Regions from separate parts of the Mus musculus genome. Here region 2 is linked to region 1. Evidence: chromatin contacts called from ENCODE POLR2A ChIA-PET data. All regions are on one chromosome and are shown on one strand. Each heading gives the region's core, a stretch centred on a gene start or an enhancer-like site at or near the end of the contact. The rest is flanking DNA. Distances are from core to core; before and after follow the strand shown.

Region 1 (3,612 bases), core at 625-3,124:
TTTTCAGGGCTCTCCGTTTGGTACTGGTGAACAACTGGTGTGCTCGTCCCTGGTTAAGACCGTTTCTCCTACTGCCAGCATCCCTTAGTTTCCCCTAGCTCTGGGTAGGGTTGAGGCCCCATGAGCTGCCCCCAGGCCCCAGTCCACTTTGGCAAGCCTACTGCTCTTGCTCAGCTCATGCTGAGGAAGCCATGGATTGGTGTACCTTGGCAGTCCTAGGACACAGGATCTCACAGCAGCAAGGTTTGCTGATTGTTTACTTTAAAAACTCTTCAACCATGTGGGTGACAGTGCTTAACTAGCAACTGTTCCAAACACTTCTTACTTGGAAAACTAGTTTTTTACATACCTCAGTTTAAACTGGATCTTCTGAACCGCTGTCTATCTAGCACAGGGGCGGCATTTTCTTCCTAGGCAGGAAAGGGTTTAACATTATGTAAGACTTTAAATCTCTTTCTACTTAATTAGTCTCAACCAGGGATTCTCAACCTTTGCCAAGCGATGAGCCAATTAAACCCTGTCCAGAGCCAGCTCACTGCTATCGGTAAATCTCTAGTGCTCAGCTCACTGTGTAACTCCAGCCTAGACTTCAGCTTGAGTGCCCAAGGGTGCCACGTCAGAGGGCTCACCTGCCCCAAGCACGAGGGGGTCCCCATTCACTTGCATTCTGCTGTGTCTACTTAGCCCAGGAAAGAAGACGGGGGATAAGGTAGGATGGGACCCATAGCACAGATTTGCCAAAAATGTTAATTTGATAGCACCCTCCTTTCTACCTAATCCTTCAAGGTCATTCACCCATAAATTAAAAGGGACTCTAGGCTCTCTTTTCCTGGAAAGTACATTGATCTATTCAGGAGTTTGCCAGGAATTCATGGATTTTTTTTTTTAATTCAGGGATATTTCTAAAGAGGCTGAGAATTCCTGGTGTAACCAAAAATTACGTGGTCTTAAAACCTTTTAAATTTAATACTTTAGCTAGGCCAAAAGAAAAAAGAAAGATTTAATTTCATTCAAAAAATTCTAATGATTAGTAAGAAAAAAATCATGATCACAGATTATTTTATTATAGCACCAGAACATGCGAATTAGCTTAAGTTCTCGAGATGAGTACTTATTTAAGCACAAACAACTCTTAAAATTACTTTGGTTAGGCAATTAAGATTATCCTGACTATATTTAAAACCTATACAAAATAACACACAAAAACAAGTTCTCTTATTGAAAATACTTCAGATTTGCATTTTTAGTTTTATGAGATAGGGTCTCACACAGCTCAGGCGGGTCTCAAAATCTCTATGTAGCTGAGGTTGACCTTGAACCCCTGATTCTCCTGCTTCTGTCTCCTGAGTACTGGGATTACAGGCAGAATCACTACGCTCAGTGAGGCTTACAATTCACAGTGTAGACGTCTTAGTCATCCAGCACTGGGAAAGTAGACTCACGCCTTTAATCCCGGCACCGGGGAGCAGAGGCAGGTGACTCTCTGAGTTCAAGGTCAGCCTGGTCTACAGAGTGAGTGAGTTCCAGGACAGCCAGGGCTGCAGATGTACTCAGAAAATGACCCTCCAGAAGGCCACGGTGTTGGTGTTAGGATGCTATGTCAACAGAGCTGAAGGTGGAGCCAAGTGACTCAGAGTTTTTGAGATTGGCAGGGTTTAAGCTTGGCTCACTTTTCTATTGTTTCATTCAGCTTAAAGCAGTTTTTCCTGTGTGAAAATCAGACTGAGCTATGCATTATAGACACAGACACACACTGACATGCAGCCTCAGAAATAATGGTGACTCGGGGATCCATCTGGCCTGTCACTTTCTGTGTCAATAGGAGAGAGCAACGTCCAGAACGTACACATAATAAGCTGCTATTCTACAGGGATCTGGACCACTGCCTCTAGCTACAGAGATGGACTTCTCAGTGCTGTGGTGCCCACGTGCTCTGGGATGCTGTGCTTCAAGAAAGCAGGCACAGTGGCTTCGGAGCCAACCTCTCTCAGAAAGACAATAAGGGCTGCCTGGAAATTCTGAAAATTTCATGACCTACATGTAAGTCTTTACATACTCCAGTCATAGGACAAAACAGACACACAGATCATGTTTTAATTTTTAATCAGAATGGGAATTGTCATTGCTATAGTGAATAAAACTCCGTGAGTCAGAATGGCATGCAACTCTTTATTGTTCCTAGTCCCCGTGTGCACTTGGCACTCCAGCATTAACTTCACAGACAGTGTGAATAAAGGGCTCCCATGACCGTGAGCTATAACTACTCACCTGGAAAGAAACCAAACTGCCTCTCAAGTACCCATCACATGATATTGCATAATGTCAGTAACATCGTGCTGTTTTTAATGTTTAAAAATACCTGTTAAAGATCATGCAACATATGCACTTCATGAAAATGCTCAATTACACTCAAACAGCAAGGCAGTGGGACACGGAGCAGCTATGAGCACAGTGTCAAGTGAACCACACAGGTCCAGTCAGTGATGGACATCTCACTGAGCACTAAGCCTGCAACCTTACCATCTACAATTCTACCCATGGCTCAGGACACACCACTAGAGCTGATCTACGTAAACACACTATGATCAAATGACAAACAGTTTCAATGCAGGATGAAGACAGGCACACCTCTAGCCTAAATGTATGTGGTCATTCTCCTAGCTCTGCTAAGAATAATAAAAGTGTCAAGGTCACACCAGCTCCGCCTCTATTCTTGCTTTGTTGTATGCTTTCAAATTCCTTTTTAAAACCATGCCTCCATTTTTATAATCCACCCCCCTCCCCAGAACTAAAATGCTGATTTAGGAACAGATACGTTAAATAATTGCAGTACAGAGGCAGTGATTTAATGTTAGCAAACTAAATACTGTCATTTGTCTAGTACCACCGTCACTAACTCCTTTAATGTCTTCCCAAATCTCTGGAGGAAGGAAAGGCCTAGCACTTGGGGCTGGGGACGTAGCTAGTCACTAGAGGACTTAGATCTGTGAGGTCCTGCGTTTCATCACCAGTACCACTAACTTTTCTTTAGCCATGAGCATTACTTAGTAGCTGCAGAACAGACTAAGATGGTTTTGAGGGCACAGGTGGGTGGTGTCGGAAGCCAGGGCTGGGTTGGAAAGAGTATCCCAGGAATACACTGCCCTCCTCCAACTCCTCTGCTAACGACTCACCATGGCCCAGGCCACTGCTTTGGGCTCTGCTAACTCACTTAATCATCAACTTTTACGCCCTCTTTAGTATGTATTTTCTACTTAAATTTTAAGACCTCTTAAAAGCAATGATTCTTATACAGAACACTGGCTATCCATTTGCTAGGTATTCACTTTTAGTTTCTGGGCTACTCTAAAACCTATAAATCTGCACCAAGATTAAACACTACCAGTGAAATTGGTTTCTGCTTCATCTAATACTATATCTCCCCTCAAATGTTACATGAATAGTTTATAAAGGAGATCTCTGGGTTTATTTCCTTGTGACTTAAGCCCTTTCAATTTAAATACATTTCCGACCTCTCTCTGTATTCAGCCTGATCTCATCTCTGCAGAGCTGTGCGTCAGGAAAGGGCACAGCAGTGGTAGTGAGACGTTAAAGTGCCTGTGGTGACGGTGA
Region 2 (3,612 bases), core at 726-3,225, 36 kb before region 1:
GCCAACAGAATCGGATTCAGCGCAGCTCGGCAGACTGGACTCTGGCATGGCAGCCAGAGAAAGAAACGCCAGAAAACTTTCACCATATTTAGCAATTTTACTATATCAGGGTACAGGAATGGTCTTGGGAGAAGGCGCTCATGCGTGGTCGCTGCCAGTGTGTGGAGCGATGCTGCACAGCGCTCATTATCATCCAGCCCAGGGCCTTTCTGTTGGGATAATGAGGCTGGCACGGGTGCTAACATACGGTGTCCTTGGAAAAAGCTAAGAATGCGTCAGTACCGCAGAGATGCAATGTCCAAGAATCATAAGTAATAATTTGAGAATCCCAGAGATGTTTGTTTACATTGGCTATTATTGTAAAATACTCAGAGTATAACATCATGAACCAAAAGTGTCAAAACAAAATCTGTTCCGCTGTGGCACGTATGTGACAGAAACACATGCACACAAAGTACATCAAGAGGCTCGAACTGTTGGGGGGGGGGGGGACTCAGATAGTAAATCACTTCCAGGCTTAATAACAGAGGCGAGTCGTCAATCGAACACTGTCGCTGAGTCGCAGGAGGCATTGCAAGCCTTGCCTTGCGCAGATTTTCCTGCAGGGCAGAGTCCTTCTGCAGTCTCCAAACTGAGATGGACGGATTTTACCGCCTCTACATCACCGGACTCTGCCTCCTTAGAGAGAAGCCCTGGGGCACATGGCTGTCACGTGGAGGTCAGAGACCGCCTGGCCCACCAGCTGAGGAATTAATCATTAATTGAAGGGAAAATACTGTTTCTCCACACAGAGCTTTGCCTGGATTCTGCATTCTTCCTCTTTATTGCATTCAGAGGATGTGGGGGATTCAGACCAAAAACCCTTTCTTGGGCTTAACATAAATATTTTTTTTCCTTTAATACACGACTAATATATGGTAGTCTTCAGCAAAACAAGAATTCAGAATTAAAGCATTGGAGTCAAGAGCTCTAAACTTTTTCAAAATGTGGCTGCATCTAGGAAGGGTGCTGAAAGATTCCAAACCTCGTACGTAACAGAATTTTCTTTTAAAAACAGCGATAAGCTGTCAGTCAATAGCTAGGACCACCTACCTGACAAAGAGCTTCCCAAGAGCTCTAAGTGTTGGAATGTGACACCAGAAATCACGATTTGTGCATAATTAATCGCATCACTTTGCCACCTACACTGAAGGGCACAGACCAAGGGCAGTGTATGTAAATGTAGTTCCAGTGTGCAAACCCCACTAATGACCTTCGATTAATGGAGTCATTATAGTAACCCTGCCTCATTCTTGGGGGTGGGGGGAGTTCCGAATGCACCGGGTCCCTCGGGGCTCCTCTGCGGTCTGAGGGAGACCGCACAGTGTTCCTACAATTCGTGTCACTGAGTTTCCGAGAAGGCCTCCCGCGTTGCTCCAAGTTGCAAAGCTTCACGCTAAACCTGTCGTGGACGTGTATGTGGGTAGGTTCCCCCCCCCTCCCCAAATAGCTTTCCTTTATCTTAAAAGAAGGAACACTACAAATGTGACTTCCCAAAAGCGCGCTTCTTTTCCCTTCTGCCACGGTCGCTGTCTTCCCTAACGCTAGCGACCTGTGACTTCCCGTCTGCTGTGCGGAGAGAGTGGGGCTGCTGGAAGTCCTGGGGGCGGGTATAGCTAGCTCCGGGCACACCCCCGGGGCAGGGGTCCTGCCAGCTCTGGGAATTGGAATAAGGCGGGCACAATTGCACACTCAGGCCCCCTGGGCGCCCAGCGCACACTGTACTCAATTTGCCACCCCAGCTGGGCTCTCGCCCGCTCCTCCCACCCTACAGGCATTGGCTGCGAACGCGGAAGAACCGAGAGCTCATACTCACCAATGGGAGAATTCGCCTGGTATGATGGACGGGAGCCCTTCCACCAATGGCAATTCAGGGATGCCCGATTGAGCGGCCAGGGCGAGTGCACATAAAAGACGCCCCGCCCGGCTCGCGCTTCATTCTGAACCGAGCCTGGTGCCGCGCAGTCAGCTCAGCCCCCTGTGGCGGCTCCCTCCCGGTCTTCCTCCTACGAGCAGCATGAAAGCCTTCAGTCCGGTGAGGTCCGTTAGGAAAAACAGCCTGTCGGACCACAGCTTGGGCATCTCCCGGAGCAAAACCCCGGTGGACGACCCGATGAGTCTGCTCTACAACATGAACGACTGCTACTCCAAGCTCAAGGAACTGGTGCCCAGCATCCCCCAGAACAAGAAGGTGACCAAGATGGAAATCCTGCAGCACGTCATCGATTACATCTTGGACCTGCAGATCGCCCTGGACTCGCATCCCACTATCGTCAGCCTGCATCACCAGAGACCTGGACAGAACCAGGCGTCCAGGACGCCGCTGACCACCCTGAACACGGACATCAGCATCCTGTCCTTGCAGGTGAGACTAGCTTGCAAGTACGCCACTGCCCAGACGCTCCGGGTCTCCCGAGCTGTCACTCTTAAAGCCCATCGTAGAGACAGGTTCATTAACTTTATTTTTGAGGAAACTGTATATTGAGCGTCATGTGAAATCGCTACTTATAAGTTCTGTGTGGGTTGCATCTGGATCTGCGCTGTAGCATGATCCTGTTTCATGGGACTTGTTGGCACTTTTGTGAAAGGAGGAGGGGGGCTACCTTCCTTTAAGATTACCTAATATCCTGCCTTTTATCCTCTTTCTCCCCAGGCATCTGAATTCCCTTCTGAGCTTATGTCGAATGATAGCAAAGTACTCTGTGGCTAAATAAATGGTGAGTGTTGCGGGTGCCTCCTGTGTGCGCGTTTCGGTAATGTGCTTGTGTGTCTGTTAAATGTTTGGTTTGGTAAATGCATGCTTACTTCACTGTGTTACGGGTGCCGCTTGACTTACCACATAGGCATGAAGGGGCTTGTAGCTGTGGTTGCTCAGGACTACAGAACAGTTGCCTTTACAAAAACAGAAAAGAAAGAAAAAAAAGAAAGAAAAGAAATGCCAGTAACTTACTATGAAGGTGTCAGGACCAAGTGTGGCTGACTTTTATGAGCCCAGTGGCGGTACACTGAGGTGGTAACCTCAGCTGTAATTAATCTTATCGCCACAAATTCCATAGTGATTCTCTTTTCCCAAAACTGTAGTCCTCTGAGATTTCTCTGGCTAGCTGAAGACGGCTACCCCGAGCCTTACCCCTGTGCTCTGGGATCCAGATTTCCATATCTGTTAACTAAAGGGCTGTTTTCAATCAAATAATTGTTACAAGAAGCAGACTGGCGCCTGTGAGCGGGCTGTTAGAGATCCAAATAGGAGACTGGGTTTGGGAAGTTTTCCCCTGGAGTCTCCGCTATTTTCATGTTTAATTTGTGCTGCTGGGGCCGGGTATGTGTGCCGCATCTGGACGCCAGGGTTTGGTTAAATGCTCAAACTGTGGCTTCCTCGGCGCCAGGCTCGCCCGCCTCTGCCCTTAGGTTACATTCTCCTAAACTGCCTTTCTCTCCCAATCTTTTGCAGGCATTTGGGGACTTTTTTTTTTCTTTTTACTTTCTCTTTTTCTTTTGCACAAGAAGAAGTCTACAAGATCTTTTAAGACTTTTGTTATCAGCCATTTCACCAGGAGAACACGTTGAATGGAC

The links. ChIA-PET counts read pairs that join two places held with the same protein, here RNA polymerase II (POLR2A).
Region 2: POLR2A ChIA-PET joins it to region 1 with 19 read pairs in embryonic stem cell. The contact joins the promoter of Id2 here to the enhancer-like site in region 1. POLR2A ChIA-PET finds 5 or more read pairs at or near these places in 4 of 5 experiments (Patski and embryonic stem cell).

Annotation. Positions count from the first base shown.
Region 1 is chr12:25,058,016-25,061,627 of GRCm38, reverse strand. It overlaps Kidins220 (kinase D-interacting substrate 220), which reads right to left. Exons shown (of 32, transcript NM_001081378.1): 32 at 1,931-3,612. Among named protein-coding and RNA genes, the nearest start is that of Id2, 36 kb to the left of the region's middle. Within about 2 kb of position 1,874, at least 1 of the 3 ENCODE cell types and tissues checked has a DNase peak (open chromatin) inside an H3K27ac peak, as active enhancers do.
Region 2 is chr12:25,094,455-25,098,066 of GRCm38, reverse strand. It overlaps Id2 (inhibitor of DNA binding 2), which reads left to right and starts at 1,975. Exons shown (of 3, transcript NM_010496.3): 1 at 1,975-2,404; 2 at 2,693-2,756; 3 at 3,491-3,612. The coding sequence starts at 2,057. The coding sequence ends at 2,749.